2 separate regions of the Mus musculus genome follow, and region 2 is linked to region 1. Evidence: chromatin loops called from intact Hi-C (ENCODE). Cell type or tissue: heart. All regions are shown on one strand. Links, peaks and the distances in the headings refer to the core of each region. The heading gives the core; the rest is flanking DNA. Region 1 overlaps Myh10 (myosin, heavy polypeptide 10, non-muscle). Region 2 has its middle 27 kb from the start of Ccdc42.

Region 1 (8,337 bases), core at 163-8,162:
AACCACTGAGCCATCTCTCCAGCAATGCTGGGCCTTTTAAGAGCAACAATGGGAGATGACATCAGATGTTATCTGATGTCAAAGTCTATTGCTGGCTACTGTTAGGCCAGCCAAAATGATCATGATAAGTTAGACATTTAGATCAAAGGGCATCTTAAGTGAGACCTTCAGAGATTTTCAACAAAGATCAAAGGCAGTGGAGAAAGTCTCCATCAGTAGTGCTAAACCAACCAAGAAACATGCAAAAAAGAAAAAGGAAAGAAAAAAGATAAACCAATAACTCAAAATAGATCAGAGCAGAAGAAAACCTGCAAGTCACTTCTCTAATAAAGGATGTGTATTTACAAATAACAAAGTTTTCCAGATTGCGGAGTAAGAAAAATAGGTATGTTTTCTGCACATGTACCTGTACACCAGCAGAGGGCGTCCGATCCCATTACAGGTGGCTGTGAGCCACCATGTGGGTGCTGGGAATTGAACTCAGGACCTCTGGAAGAGCTGTCAGTGCTCTTATCCACTGAGCCATCTCTCCAGCCCCTCTTTTTTTATTTTTTGCTTTAAACTGTACTTGAAATGGGTGCTTCCTTTTTGTGTGCTTTAGGTTAAGGTTCTGCTCATTCTCAAACGTTTATTATTTGGCCATTTGGGGTGTCCTTGTATTGGCATATATTTGTTGCTAGGCTGTCTCTTCCCTATATATAAGTGTTAGAGGCACAAATATGGCTGGTGTACTTGGTGTCACGTGTTTTCAGACTTATTAAACATCTTGTCTTTAATTCTCCTGAGAAAGGAAACTGACATTCGGTTTCTCAGTTTATTTGAAAAGTTTCAAGTGCCGTTTTTGAAGTACAGCAGTTCTTTCTTAAGGTGCTCAGGACTCTCACAGGACAGAACACTCAGCAGACCTCTTCAGTAAGACATCTGCACAGAAGAGCACCCACCCTCGGGGGTTTCTAGGATTTGTCAGGAAGCAACTGGGGCTATCCCCCATTCACAGCAAATATGATGTCTACAGTTGAAGTTAGGCTCAGATTCTGCCTCCCAGGCAGAAATAAGACTCAGACTATACTTACAAATACCTTGCTCATATAGTTAGCTAGGTTCTACTCTGACTAGATTATAACTAAAGATAGCCATTTATTTTAACCTACACTCTGCCCTGGGGCTGGCTACCTGTGCTCAGGTATTGTGCATCCATGCGCCCTCCCCTCGTTTCAGGCTCTGCTCCTCCTTCCCGTCTCCCCCAGAATGCTTTCTCCTCCTGAGCTGGAGAGGTAGTAGTAGGCCAGTAGTTAGGAAGGTAAATTAGGGGTTAGCCCTCAAGAATCATCAAAGCTAAATAAAATAATCATAGTCTGAGTCTCATTTATTAGTAAGCTAGCTGGGGCTAAGCTTAAATTGATTGCACTACAGTCTATCACTTAAAATACAACCAAACGAGAGACTCAAATGGAATTCCTAGAGCTGCCGAGACTAGTCTGTACCAAGCAGTGGTCTAAATTCACTCAGAACAGGAGTCAGGTAGGCCCTGAATGTAATAGACTTTGTCTCTAAAACTGTGATTTAGACATGAAGATGGCTTTTCTCGTCCCAGTCCCTTCAGTACCCTGCCCCAGGGCATTCCTCTGGCTAGGCATGACGGGTCAAGCAGATCTTTGTAATGAGGCCACGGCCTTTATCATTCCTGGTGGACCTCCTGGGCACCCTGGCTGAGCCTCTATTTTACCGTGCACTCAGAGTCTGCTCACAGTTTTCCTTAGCGTTCAACAACAGGATGCACTTTGTTCCGGCGCAGGAGCCTTTTTATATGGTTCCCTTGGCTTAGGTTCACTTTACTGCTATGCTTTTGAAGAAAGCTTTTTATTGTAAATGAAACACAGAACAGCTCACTTGATAGTACCCAGGCCCACAAATGGTCATAAAATATCTTCTGTCTCCCTTGTGAGGTAAAATGCCTAACTCTTATAAATTTTTATTGACTAATGAAATTAGAACTGTGTTTCTAAAAGTGACTTTTGCCTCAACTCTTCCATCAAAAAATTATTTTATTTTTCTTTTATGTACCTTGGTGTTTTGTCTGTATGTGTATATGTGTGTGTATGTGTGAGTATCAGATCTCCTGGAACTGTAGTTATAGTTATAGTTTGTGAGCTGTCATGTGGGTGTTGGGAATTGAACACAGGTCCTCTGGAAGAGCAGTCAGTGCTCTGAACTGCTGAACCATCTCTCCAGTCCATCTCTTCCATATATATATATATGTGCATGATACTTTGTTGTGGTCAAGAATCTCCAATACACTTCCTGATGTCACTTCTGCCACCAAAGCCCACACAGATAAACGATTAACACTGAGATAACGAGAACTCATTATACACTCTCACAACAGCCAAGCCACCGGGAAACCTTCTTAGAGGTGATACTTTGTCTCACTACACTGTGGTCAGAGGATGTGGCCTGTCATTTCTTTTTTTAGGAACTGAGGTTTTTTAGGCCTGCTTTAGAATTTGCTCCAAGTTCCAAACTGCTTCTTGCTTGACAGGCAGCTGCCTTTCACACTTAGTTTTTTATTCCCACTTGCTAACTGTTAAATCCCATCTTAATGCTAAAGTCTGAAAAGCATGTGGCGTTTCCCTCTATAACCATGGTTCCCATTATCTCTGTATTCCCCAATAGTATCAGTTTAACTATATGAAGCAATGATAACGGTGTAGACAGAGGTGTCACCTCTCTCTCTGGACCTATGGCCCACTATTTCTCCATGCACTCGTTCCCCTTTTTTCTTGCTCTCAAACAGAGCCTATTCTTAAGGTCCTTGAGAAAACAGAACATCTTCAAGTTTCTACCATGGACCACAGTGACCTGCCTGCCTAACCACTGACAATGTTCAAAGATCTGAGAGTGAAAAGGAGGAGGAAATGTGATAATAAATACTTTCAGCAAAGAGAAAGGATGGGCACAATTTATAGCTGTTGGGAAGCTGTTGAAAGCAAGGCAGCAGGTAGTGATTCAGGAGAGATGAAGGGATGGCAGGACTAGCCTTGGATGGCAACAGGCACAACAGGAGATGGCTTGTACATCTAGTGGGGACAATCAGCTTACTGGTGACTTCTAGTTTCTCAGAAATGAGAAATCACTTGGTATACGGGAAGCTGAAGGACACGTAAGGAGCCAGAGGTCTAAAGCACACAGGGCCCCCAAACTGTCATGACAGAGACTGTCAATCATCTCTCTCCAGGTAGAGCTGGCACGTTGTCCTAAGGGCAGAGTCACTTCAGTCATGAATTTCCAGCAAGGTCAGTCTGTTCACTTGTATGAACATGACTCCCAGAGAACCAGCAGCCCAAGTAAGAATGCCAAGAGGTACAGACAGCCCAATTCATTCAGCAGGAGAAGTCTGGCAAACAGGTGTAACAAAGGCAGGTATGAGAAGACCGATGCTAGGAGAGAGCATGAACCACACTGAGGGACAGCTACACAGGGACCCACAGGAAGCAAGCATAGATTTTAGTCTTCCTAGAAGGGCATTGTAATAGAATAGAATGAAAACCTGGTGATTCAATAAGATGAAAATGTCTGCAATGTCACCTCAGAAATTGGTGGCACAAGTTAGATGAAGCCTTTTCATGGTGGGAGGAGGTCATGTAAAACTCTGTGTCTCCTATCATAGGGTCACAACAAAGCTTGAAGAATGAGGGGAACCAAGAAGAGAGCTTTGAGGGGAGGGGGAAGGACATAGCTTTCCCAGGGTACAGAAGAAAAAGTTTAGTAGAGATATAAGAGAAGTTAAGGACAAAACTCCCATCTTCTAGAACACGGGGTTTCAATTGTAGGGTATCTTCAATGAGTGGGCTCAAATGATATTTTCAAGGAAAATGTCCAAGAACCAATTAAATCCTGGAAGAAAAATCAAGGCACACTGAGCAGAACATCTGGGTAAGCTGGCTCATCAGAGACTGGGAGTTACCTGAAGCAAAATGAAAAGGGAAGCAGGAAGATAAGGAGTTCAAAGCCATCCCTGGCTACACTGAGTGCAAGGACAACCTGGGCTCCATTAGCCTGCCAGGGAAGGAAGGAAGGAGAGGGGACAGCCAACACAGATTCAAATACAACTAAGCTACCCAGCAGAACGAGACATTTGGGTTTCATTCTAAGACTCCAAGAAAGCAGCATGCACTTAAATCGTTATGTACACCAAAAAGGAGCCTCTGAGGCCACTGTGCAGCTGGATCAGGAGCTCCGCAGCAGCGCTGGCCAAAGGAGACGGCGTCAGGAACAAGGGAAGGGGAGCCAGATGACAGAGAGCCGGTACAGAAGGTGGGCCGACTGACCTCAGAGGATTATATACACAGGGAGCCCTCGGTGCTTCGGCCTTTGGTTTCTGAGTCTCAGCACTACAAATGAGGTCTAATAGTAATGATTCCTGTCCATGAAGATCCTCTGACCTTGGCCTGTCTGTCACACTATGTAAGACGAGGTATATAACACCTCCCCGTTCAATATCCTGTCTGGCAGGTCTAAGTCTTTTCTTTAGCTCAGGTATATTTTTCCAAATTATCATTTCTATCATAGAACCTGAAGAAGACTCCATGTCTCCACCTCTCGCTCACAAGTTCCCTTGCGTCTTTCTTATTTGCATCTAGTCTTCAGAAAAACTGCTTTAGTCTCTGGCTGTGCCAATACTGCTGCCCCAAGCTTCTACTAAACGTGACTTTTTTACAATTGAATTCACAACCAAGAGCTTTGCTTCTGCCCATTCATTCAACAAATATTTATTGAGCAACTAGTATGTGCTAAGGACACTCTGCATTTTACTAACATGGTGTCCCTTAGACTCCAAACCTAAGGAAAAAAAAAAAACAAACAAGGTTTGTTTTTGTTGTTGTTTTTTAGATTTATTTATTTTTATTTTATATGTATAGATAAATGTTTTGCCTGTGTGTATGTGGGGCACCATGTGCATGCAGTGCCCATGGAGGCCAGAAGAGGGCATCAGATGCCCCAGAATTGTCAGCCACCATGTGGGTGCTGGGATTTGAACTTGGTTTCTTTGAAAGAGCAGTCAGCATTCTTAACCACTAAGCCACTTCTCTGGCCCTTATATTTCTTAAAAACAAAACCTTTTACCATTTCTGTCAGTAAATCTGATGTTGCAAAACATGTGCCCAGAATAGTTATACAAGACATAAAACTAGGATATTTAACTGATGGAAGAATCCAGAATTTTAAAAGATCTTGACAGACTAAATGGGGGACTGATTATAACATAAAAGTTGAGAGGTACCCTATGTTCTGAATTATCCACATGGTCCCCTCTGAGGCTCTCTGTCCACATGGTATATGGGCCTAACCTGATAGCCTGGTGTGAGTGTTACTGGCCCTCTCCCCTGTGTCCTGCAGTATATAAGCATCCCACGTGGTGTGGGTAAGAATGTTTCCAGTAGCCAGCCACCACGTGTGGACGCTCAAGCCCATGATAGGCATCCAGGGGATGGAACAGGAAGATTGTGAGTTTCAGGTCACCCTGGGCTACAAAGAGACCCGATTTCAAAACCAAAACACAGAAAATATGTCAGGTTTTTAATTCTATCTCACACTTTTAACAACCTACATGTTCTTGGTCAAGTTATTTAATTTCTTTGTGCCTCAGTATAATAGGAATAAATACAAATACATATTATAATTTAAAACACAAATTATTATGGCTAATAGCAATTTTCAATGAGTTGTCCTTTCTACATTAGTAACGATAACACTATCAACCTACATGTTCTTGGTCAAGTTATTTAATTTCTTTGTGCCTCAGTATAATAGGATAAATACAAATACATATTATAATTTAAAACACAAATTATTATGGCTAATAGCAATTTTCAATGAGTTGTCCTTTCTAGCATTAGTCACGATAACACTATCATATGCTCGCAGACCACATATTCCTCATATCTTCCTCTTCTGTATTTGTCAAGCTGACTTGGAAACCATTCACAAGACATATAGCATCTATTTTTGTAAGCTGGTATAGTAGAGCCAACTCTCCTTTCTGCCTGGGAAGATTTAAAATTTCAATGACTTTTCTCAGATGTACTTCTACCAGACTCATGTCACCCACCAACTTTGCAGGCACACAGCCTGCATCCTCACATATATGGGTAGGGATGCTAATTAGGACACATCCCTCTGGTACACACCTGAGCAGCCCAGGCAACTCACACATCTGTCAGCAGCTCCAGTACAACCTAGCAAGGGTCACACAGGGGGTTATAGGATGGTGTGAGCCTCAACTGTCTGACGAACTCTCCACTGTGCTTCTGTCTGCTGATAAGTCCAAACTAATAGTGCATCTGTATTCATATCGCTTTAAACTGATCTCAATACATTAAATAACAACAGGTTCTACACTCTTTCCTGGTATGCACACTATGCTCAGAAGACTGCAATATTTTCTCCTTTTAAAGGAAATTAGAATCATGTATAGGAGAGCCTATCCCCAGCCTATTCAACAGTTCTCCTGGGAACTTTCCTTCTCTATAGCAATCCAGGCATAGAGAGGCAACAGTGTCAGCTGAAACAAGGGCTCCCAGACTCAGTTAAAGGGGTACTCTTTGAATTCTCACCTCACAAGACACTCTATTAAAAAAAAAAAAGGCTTCCATAAATCATCGTCCAAAGTCAGGGTTCAAATGAAGGACTCAACAAATCTATAACTCATTTTGATCCAAACGTAAAAGCTTTTAATGTCAACCACCACACAATTCAACACATTCTAAAACTTTTCTCATCTCTTTATTTGCATTTAAACTAGAAGTAAGATTCTATAATGTGATGTGTCCATCTTTCCTTTACTCTTATTGGTTTCATATTTATCTAGAAGTACTACAGACTGAACCTAGGGCCTGTACATGCGAAGCAGGAAGCCTGCCTACCCCTTAGCTATATCCCCAACAGTGTCTCAGTAATTTACCCAGGCTGGCCTTGAACTTATTCTGTCTCCAGGCAGGTCTTGGTCTTATGTTCTTCCTATGCAGCTGGAATCACAGGCCTGCACTACAGGCTTGGTTAGATTTCATTCCATATTGCTTTGCAGCACTGGATATGGACTGAACCCTGGGCTTCACCATGCTAAGCTAATGCTCTACTGCTACACCCCGTCCCCATCCAGCCCTTTCCTATTGGTTTTAAAGCTGCATACCATGGAGTGTTATGTGTGCTAGCTTATGGTAGAATCGAACATGTACTGAAAACTTGATGCTTCCAAATATTAAAAAGTCCATGAAATATTGCTATGAAGCAGCGATTGTACTTTAGTTCCTATAAAAAACCTGCCTCATCAGCTGGGCGTGGTGGCGCACGCCTTTAATCTCAGCACTCGGGAGGCAGAGGCAGGCGGATTTCTGAGTTCGAGGCCAGCCTAGTCTACAGAGTGAGTTCCAGGTCAGCCAGGGCTACACAGAGAAACCCTGTCTCGAAAAACAAAACAAAACAACAAAAAACCAAAACAAAACAAAAAAGCAGCCTCATCATCCATTTTAATCATAAGTTAGTAATTTTCAACAATAAACACTTTATTGACTGACTGACTGACTGATGACTTGATTAAGACAAGCTTTCACTGTGTGACCCTAACAAGGAACTTGCTATGTGGACCAGGCTGGTCTCGAACTCAGAGATGCGCCTACCTCTCTCTTCCTTTTTAGTATCACCATGCCTGGCCCACTTTTTAAATTTTAAAAGAAATATTAAACCATTTTGTAGGTCAGACTAAGATATTAAAAAACAGGACCTAATAAAGTCCAAGCATTTCTTATTCTCGTATTTGTTTACCTTGAAGCATGCATCTGTAAGCAGACTCTGATATGGCGTAGATGTGTGGTGGCATCTCATGGCGTTTCTTCCCTCTATACATTTCAATAATATTCTCAGAGTAAATTGGAAGGTTCTTGTAAGGATTTATCACCACACAGAAGAGTCCAGAGTAAGTCTAGAATAAAAAGGAATACAGAGTTAAGAAACAGGAAAGTCAAAACAAAGTCTGTATTTCTCACTCAGATACAACCATAAGCCAAAAACAACATGGTTATTTAAATAAGAGATCTTTATCCGTCAGACAACTCATCTTATCTCCCAAGTTAAGTCATCTCACCTGGACAATTTCCTACACAGTCCACGGAGTTTAACAGCATTTACTTAGGGCACTCTCCTGAAATCAATTCTGTGAATGACCCTCCCCTGTAAAATGCACACACCACACAGTTCACAACTTCAACAGCTCACAACCATATCATCAGCCTTTGCTGTCCCCAATTAATCTCTCACAAACACACAAGTTAAAAAAAACTT
Region 2 (8,337 bases), core at 66-8,065, 110 kb after region 1:
GACCTGAAACTCACTATGTAGACCAGAGTAACTTTGAACTCACAGACATCCACCTGCCTCTGCCTCTCAGGTGCTAGGAGTTAAGACATTGCCACTCCACCTTTAATTTTTTTTCCTATGCTTATTTTTATTTTTTAAATGACATTTTACCAGGTTTTCTTTTCTCTTAAAAATGTGCTTATTATTTCGTGTATGTATACATGTGTCTGTGTGAATTTATGTACACCACTTGTATGCAGTGCCCAAAGAGGCAGAAGAGAGCATCAGATCCTTTGGAAATGGAGTTACAGAGACGGAGTCTTGCCATGTAGAGTCTGGGAACTGAATGTGGGTTCTTTGCAAGAGCAACTAATGCTCTTAACCACTGATGTAGCCTCCCACAAGCCTGAAGCAGGCTGAGCCAGAACTTGACCTTGCTGCCACTAAGGAGATTATCTAGGGTGGAGCCTTCCTCCCTAGATGACTTTATTGTCCAGCCACTGTAAATGTTCGTCTTCAAGATACTGCTACCTGCTGAGAGCCACCCCCCCCCCCCCCCCGCCCGGAGCTATTCCTGAGACTATGCCCTATCCTGCACATCATCACCTGCAGCTGGTTCCAGGCTCCAAGGATGAATTGGCGGGAATGGACTTTCCCCCTTCTTTTATAAAGCGTGTCTGCCATTAAAAATTTGAACCTTGAGCAGACTAGTTGTCTTGGTTCCATTATTTCTCAACCCGCCTAGGCTCCCTCTTTTCTTTCAGTTCCAAGATGCCTTCCAGGCTCGAACCTGGACATGTGAGCCGCTGGCCGGCCCCAACACACTGAGCCACTTTTCCATCCCCTATTCTCATTTTTAAGTGTGTGTGTAGGAAGGTGTTAGGAAACTGGACTCCAGTCCTCTGCAAGAGTTATATGAGTTCTTAATCAATGAGTCACCTCTCTAGCCCCTGGTTTTTCTTAAAGAATAGCATACACTAGTGGAACTTGACTAGTGCAACCCTCGATTTTGTATCTTTAGTTCTGAGTTTCTGAGCTTTAGGCTCAAGTCTGACCATCTACTCTGCATCTCTACTCAAGTATCTCGAAGACACCTTAAGCTGAGTGTTTTAGAGCATCACTCACAGGCTCCCCAGAAAAATGATGCTTTTCCTAAAACTTGTCATCTTGGTGGGTGACAACCCTGCCACCCATGCAGCCTCCCGAACCCCAAAAGTCATTCCTCAGACTTTATCTTGCCGTCCGTTCTAACTCCAGTCTGAGTTCAGGAGATTTCAAGTGTACCCAATCATCTTCATCCATCCACTCACCTACTTCACTGCTGCCGTTGGTTCCCCTAGTTCACCAACATCCCTTACTTAGAGATCTGCATAGGCCCTTGATCATCTCCTCCACTTGACTGGGCTCCTTTTCCTATTGGTCCTCTTCATAGCCAGGAGAAAGTTGCTGGGTGCTCGCTTCGTGTCTCTGTCTATATAACGTAATGCAATAGCTGCTCTTATTCTTCAGATAATGATGTGACTCTTTCTGTGACCTGGAGGATCCCGTGCACTCGGAACCAACCTACGGCACAATCTCTGCAGTCTCCCTTCCCCGCACTGTGATTCACCCACATTTTCTGCCTTCCACCACAGGGTCATTGCACATGCTGCTGGCCCTAAATGGGATGTGTCCCTTTTCTTTCTGATGTTGTCTCTTTGTCCCTTCCTAGGGAACATTTCTACTAACCTTCACTTGGGTCCTCTGAGAAGTAGACACTAAATAGAATTAGATGCAAAAACCAGTTGGGGGAAAGTGTCTTAAGAATAAAAGAGGGAAACAGGAAAGGGAGGATGACTGGAGTGGGCCAGTCACATTGATAGAGGGCCCAAGAGAAAGAACTACTCACTGAAATAGCTGTGTGTCAGGCAGGGGTAGCCCAACTGCAGTATCCCAGGGCCAAGCCACAAGGCCAAGTACCCAGGCCTTCGTGGTGTGTCTCAAGACATGACAGGGAGGCTGTCAGCCAATTACATCTTTTGCAGGCGCATGTGAGTACATACTCACTGCCACAGGACCATGCTTACTTGGTCTATAACTCATATTACTCATGAACATCAGTATTTTGTTGAGATAGGGTCTCTCTGTATAACCCTGGCTGGCCTTGAACTTGCTATATAGACCAGGCTGACCGCAAACTCACAGAATTCTGCTTGCCTCTGAGTGCTGGGATTAAAGGACTCTGCCATCACGCCTAGCATAAGGATTCATTCTGTTTAAGGACTGCTTCTCCTTGAGAGCAGGGTCAATGGACACGACCACCACTGTGCTTCCTGACCAATAGCGGTTTGTTCAATATTTGCTTGTTAGAGCAGTGTTTCTCAACCTACTGGTCACAACCCCTTTGTGTGTGTGTGGGTGGGGGGGGTGTCAAATGACCCTTCCACAGAGGTCGCCTGAGACCATTTAAAAACACAGATATTTACATTACAGTTCATAACAGTAGCAAAATTAAAGTTATGAAGTAGCAACGAAAATAATTTTAGGGTTGGTAGCCATTCCAATATAAGGGACTGTGTAAAAGGACTGTGTAACCATTTTGTTAGAGAAATGAAGAGGGAAAGTGACTAGAATTAAAGCCAGTGTTTGGATTCCCTCATTTGAATTCTCAAAACCTGATGGTCTAGTTCACCTTTCCCGAAACCATGGGCTGTCAGCCGTCCAGCAGACTGAATGCCTAAGGCTGATGCTCACACTGTCCAGACAATTCTGTTGTGGAGGGGGATCTGGGCAATGATAGATTTTGCTAGAATGGTTATCTCTGAAGCTACACAGTCTTCGTGTGTCTTGTCTCTATCAAGGGGATAGTGCCTCATCACCCGATTTACCACCTTACAGCTTGGAGTTGTAGGTATAATGGCATACTCTTGGAGCCCCAGCTCTAGGAAGGCAGAGGCAGGAGTGTTATAGGTTTGAGGCCAATTAGGCTGTGCAGCAAGATCTTGAGATGAGCAATTACAAGGCTTGGGAAATGGCTTAGCAAGGCAAGAGCACTTGCTGTTCATGTAGTGGATCCAGGTTTGCTTTCCAGCGCCTGTGGGGTGGCTCACGATCATCTGTAACTCCAGTTCCAGGGGACAGGATGAGCTCTTCTGGTACCTTTGGCTACCAGGCACTTGTTCAGTATGTATACATACATGTAGGGGAAAAAAATCATAAAATAAAAAGTTACGTTTTCCAAAGTGGATCAGCTCAGTGGATCAAGGCGCTTGCTCCCAAGTCCTTGAGGTCCTTCCCTGGGCCCCACACAGTGAAAGGAGAGAACAGGTACCCGAATGTTCAGACTTTCACAAGATTGTCCTCTGGTTTCCACACATGTGCTGTGGCACACCTCTGATGTGGCATGTGTATGTATCACATACATACATACATACATATATATATATATATATATATATACACATATGATAAACAATATAATAGAAAATTATGAGAAATAGTACAGATGCTCAAGTGTCCCTCTGATGCCTAAGTTGTCCCCAGTTATAAGTCTGTTGAATTTAGGTCCCAGTTCTTCCTCTAAGCCCCATGCTCCCAGAAATAAGACTCAGACTCAAAATATATTTACAAATGACTTGGCCATATACCTAGGCTCTTCTCTGACTAGATCATAACTAAAGACAACCCATTTGTTTTGACCTGCATTCTGTCGCGTGGCTGGTTACCTGTGCTCAGGTACTAAGTGTCCATTCTGTTACCTCTTCCCCAGGAGGTGAATCTCCTACTTTCCTCTATCCTAGAATTTTTTGCCTCCCGGATGTCCCACCTTCTATGCTACACTTTTCTATAGGCCATGGGTTTTTTAATGGACAGGTGATGCAACCATACAACACACAAGATATTCTCTCTACATAGGTCTTTATACTTGAAGCTGTCTATGCTCTCAGCTGGCACCGTCTTATTCCCACCTCTCACTTAGAAACCCTCCCTTTGTCTCATTTTCCCCAAGGTGTCTTGTCTAGCACAAGAGCAGCCCCTCCAAGCAGGTGGCTTCTTCATGGAGCTGACTGATATGGATGGAAAGTAAAGATAGCATAAGGTAAGGACCATGGGCTCTAGATTCGGACTAGACTTGAGTTCAAATCCCTGCTCCTACAGTTCAAGGCTACAGCCCTCCAGACAAGTCATTTAACTTCTGGCCGACTTGAGTTCTCATCTGTCATGTGGAACTAGCAAAGGAGTGAAATGAAACGGGTCTCCATGTGAAGACTGAATGCAATGTCTCTAGTAGTGGCTGTAAGCTCAAGGCACGTTAGTCTGCTAATGACTCTGAAAAATCCTAAAGTCAATAAACCAGCTTTCCCCAAACGGACTTGGCAGTAGGTTTCTGAAGCACTTGTCCCACATGGAGTCCTGGTGCTCCCGAGACGGCCGTGTGCGGAAGACTGCTCCAGGAAGGTTGCTTTTATCTTGGGAGCCTTGTGGACCTTCAAAACTACCACAAATGAGACCCAGATGGCTTTGGCCTCCTTTAGAACCATTCTGAGTCAGGGGTTTACATCTCTGGAGCTCACTGAAAAATGCTGGGACTCCCAGACGTGCCCCTGACCACATGCTTGTTGCAGAAGACTCCACCGAGCCTTCGCGCTAAAGGAGCTTTTCTCCAGTGGAGTCTGGCAGTGATCAAAGAGGTAGGGGCTGCTTAGAGGGCACAGAAGGGACGTCCATTTCATGGTAGATGCCGGTTCATTCAACTCTTCATGGGAAGAGTAGGCAAATGAGCTAGCTAGAAAGGTAAGTGACTTTTCCAAGGAGATATGGAGTGGAGGGGCAGAGGCTGGGATGCACAGAACCTGCTTCTGGTCTTTTGCTGGACACTCACTGGTTAGAACTGAGCATCCGGAGAAACACCTGATGGAGTCTGGGTAGTCCCTTGCCTCTTAGCACCTCTCCTGACTTGGCCATATGAAGCGAGGTACCGGGCAAGATTGTGGTTGAAGGTCAGGGGTTAATGGGCCTCAGTCCAGATGGTAAGCAGCTGGCCTGAGGCATAAACCAAAGTCTGCTTCCTCTTCTCTCTGGTGATTCCAGAGATGAGATGTCAGGAAGGGAACTTACAACAGATGGAAGGGAGACCAGAAGGAATTTGGAGTGGGACCAAGGGGCCAGCTCTTAGAAGATGAAGGGGGAAGTGTTTTCTGCTCGGAGGGAACATTATTTACCAGAAAAGAACAGGCACAGGGTCCTAGCAAGGTAGATAGGTGGGTTCTGGTTCCTATTTCCTGGATGTGACAGATCATAGCAGTCCATGTTTCTAAGACAACCAGGAAACCAAATAGGAGCAACATTAATAATGATAAGGTGGCTGCCGGAGCCAACCCAGACAAGTTGAGCTCAAAGATCAGAAGTTTTGAGGCCAATTCTAAATTTAGAGTCCAATTTTTTGAAGGAGCCAAAATGAGCTCTCCTAGCATGAAGTGTGTCAGAAGAATAGGAGATACAAAACCCCAGAGAGCAGCTAGCAGAGAGGGAGTGGGGGTAGGGGTGGGGGACTCTTTTGCAGCCAGAGAAACTCGTTAAGAAAGAAAAATGAGACCAACTAGGCTTCTTTCTTCCCTCCTTTTCAAATGTCTTTTCAAAGTAAGCGCTTTGAAGGAATTGTGCATTACACCCTCTCTTCTCTCTCCCTGCTGTGGTTGTACTGGGAAGACATTCAGAGCACTTGGGTGTGTAAGCAGAGGGGGCAAGAGGTAAGCTTTCCTTCTCTGGCTTTACACTCAGCCCCCAACTAACTCCACATGGACCAAGGCTTGCTCCCTTCTGAGAGGATATTTTATGGCAGGGAGGATGAACAAAACCCTCCTCAGTGGGTTCTTCTTAGCATAGACCAACTCAGGGATGGACCTTATGATGGCTCATCTACATTGCCCACTAGGCTGCAGAATCCTGTAAGTGATTGCTGAGGCCTATCTCTGTGTGTGTTTGAAAAGTGTTCCTAGAGAGGATCTAGTGAGAGGGGAAGACTCATCCTGAATGTGAGCCATCTCCTGGGCTAGAGGTCTGGGGCAGAGTTAAAGGAGAGAGAGCAGAAGCCAGCTGGGCATCGGGTCCAGCCTCTCTCTGCCTCCTACCTGTGAGGCAAAGAGTTCCCTCTGCATCCACTTCTGCCACAGCGATATTTTACCCAAGAGCACAAGTGTGTCTGGACCCTCTGATATCTGGAGCCGTTCCAAAGCTTTCCTCCCGTTGGTTGTTTATTGGCTGCTGATCGATTTTGGTCACAGTAATGAGGAAAGTTCATTTCTACAGATGCCAGCAGCATGCTAAAGCTGGTGTGCCCAGAAAAAAAAGTTACTACAGGGACTAGAGAGATGGCTCAGCAGTTAAGAGCACTGACTGCTCTTCCAGAGGTCCTGAGTTCAATTCCCAGCAACCATATGATGGCTCACAACCAGAATAATCCAATGCCCTCTTCTGGTGTGTCTGAAGAGAATGACAGTGTACTCATATACATAAAATAAATATATTTTAAAGTTACTGTAATTTATAGTTCTTTACTACAAAAGGTCTCATTATGCTTGGATAATGAGAGCCCAGAGAGCTGGAGTCCAACCTGGGTCATGCCTTCCACATTCGTATTCTCTGTCTCTCTTTTATCTGGACAAAGCTTTGCCATTCCCAGGAGGCAGAGTCATTGATGTGGCCAGGCTGAGCTCTCTATCTCTCTACGTACGAAAGCAAGTCCAAGTAGTTTACTCTGGTGCTTGTCTTAGTTATGGTTTTACTGCTGTGAACAGACACCATGACCAAAGCAACTCTTATAAAGACATTATTTAATTGGGGCTGGCTTACAGGTTCAGAGGTTCAGTCCATTATCGTCAAGGCAGGAACATGGCAACATCCAGGCTGTCATGGTGGAGGAGGAGCTCAGAGTTCTATGTCTTCATCTGAAGCTGCTAGCACAATCCTGGCTTCCAGGGTCTTAAAGCCCACACCCACAGTGGCACACCTACTCCAACAGGGCCACACCTTCTAATTGTGCTACTCCCTGGGCCGAGCAAACCATCACAGTGTTTAAATCCATGCATCCTCTGGGTACTGTCTGTATGTCTGCCTGCCTGTCAGTCTGTCTGCCTGTCTCTGTGTGTCTGTCTCTATGTGTCTGTCTTTCTCTGTGTGTGTGTGTCTGTCTGTCTTTCTCTGGGTCTGTCTGCCTTGTATGTATGTATATGTGTCTGTTTGTTTGTCTATCTTTGTGTGTGTGTATCTTTCTCTGTGTGTGTGTGTGTGCCTTTGAATGCAGTGCCTAAGGCTAGAATTATCCCCCCACAAATTTCCAGGCACTGATTTCCCTGACGTTTGAATCCTGGGCAATGTGAAATGCCCAATATGGGTGCTAGGAGCTGATGGACTCCTCTGCAAGAGCAGCAAGTGCTCTGAACTACTGAGCCATCTCTCCAGACCCAACACGGCCTATATATTTGTCTCATTCTTCTCCGCTTACTGTTTCCGACACACTGAACAATCACACCTCAGATCTTCACGCCAGCGACTTCTTACCCGCACATATCACTTTCCCCCCAGCGGGTATCATTTCATCTGAAAGGTCCTTTCTGCCTTTCTGCATGTCTGACTGACCTTCTCCTATGGACCCGCAGAGCCTAATTAGCCACATGGCCTTCAGCAAGCTATTTAAGCACCACTTATGCGGAAGATTGTTTCCAAAGATGGCCGTAGTTGTTATCTCCATCCTGGGTGCCCTTTTCGGAGTGACTGTGCCAAACCTCCGTGTCAGTTTTCCTTCCCTTTGGGCCTGGGTTGACTCTGCAACATTTATTGACCAACTGAATGTGGCGGATGTGATGGTGCCACTTGAAGTGTCTGGTCTGATGCTCTGGGTAGTTATTCACACTATAGAGAAAGTTCTTCTGCCCGGATAGAGATTGGAAATGTCAGTGATAACTGAAGTGCCCCAAATGCTGGTGAGCCCCCCGGGCGCCTCTCTAGTGGATGAACAATCTTTCTGTTCCCTTCCCAGCAAAGCGCACTGGAGAGCAGATGAGTTCTGTTTCAGTTTCTGACCTACAAAATCATGGGGTGGGGGTGGGGATGGAGGTGGGGGGGATAATTGCTGCTTTAAGTCACTCGATTTTGGGATGGATAGTTACACAGCTGCAGATATCTGCAGTGGACCTACTGAATGGAGATGCTAATGGTCTCCGCCTCTGAGATACCGAAACGCCTTCCACTAACTGATTCTCCTAAGCCCTGTGGAACTTTGCCAAGTCCCTTCCTACAACGTGGATTACATTCAGGCCTGGCTGCTATGAGTTCTTTATAAACAATGAGCTCCTTGAAGGACCATCCCATAATGGGCAA

The links. Hi-C counts contacts between places; a loop is a spot of excess contacts. Peaks named below come from ENCODE experiments on the same cell type or tissue, not always from the same donor. Only the 100,000 strongest peaks of a DNase experiment are listed, where the experiment ranks them.
Region 2: a loop joins it to region 1, with 1.8 times the contacts of the local background. A loop is called at or near these places in 2 of 42 quality-filtered maps.

Annotation. Positions count from the first base shown.
Region 1 is chr11:68,720,961-68,729,297 of GRCm38, reverse strand. It overlaps Myh10 (myosin, heavy polypeptide 10, non-muscle), which reads right to left. Exons shown (of 41, transcript NM_175260.2): 3 at 7,822-7,978. Among named protein-coding and RNA genes, the nearest start is that of Myh10, 33 kb to the right of the region's middle. In heart, for the core only: CTCF peaks have their summits at 408 (motif pointing right) and 4,973 (motif pointing right); no DNase peak of the experiment used is centred there.
Region 2 is chr11:68,610,285-68,618,621 of GRCm38, reverse strand. No RefSeq gene overlaps it. Among named protein-coding and RNA genes, the nearest start is that of Ccdc42, 27 kb to the right of the region's middle. In heart, for the core only: no CTCF peak of the experiment used is centred there; a DNase peak (open chromatin) is centred at 5,041; H3K27ac peaks cover 2,832 bases.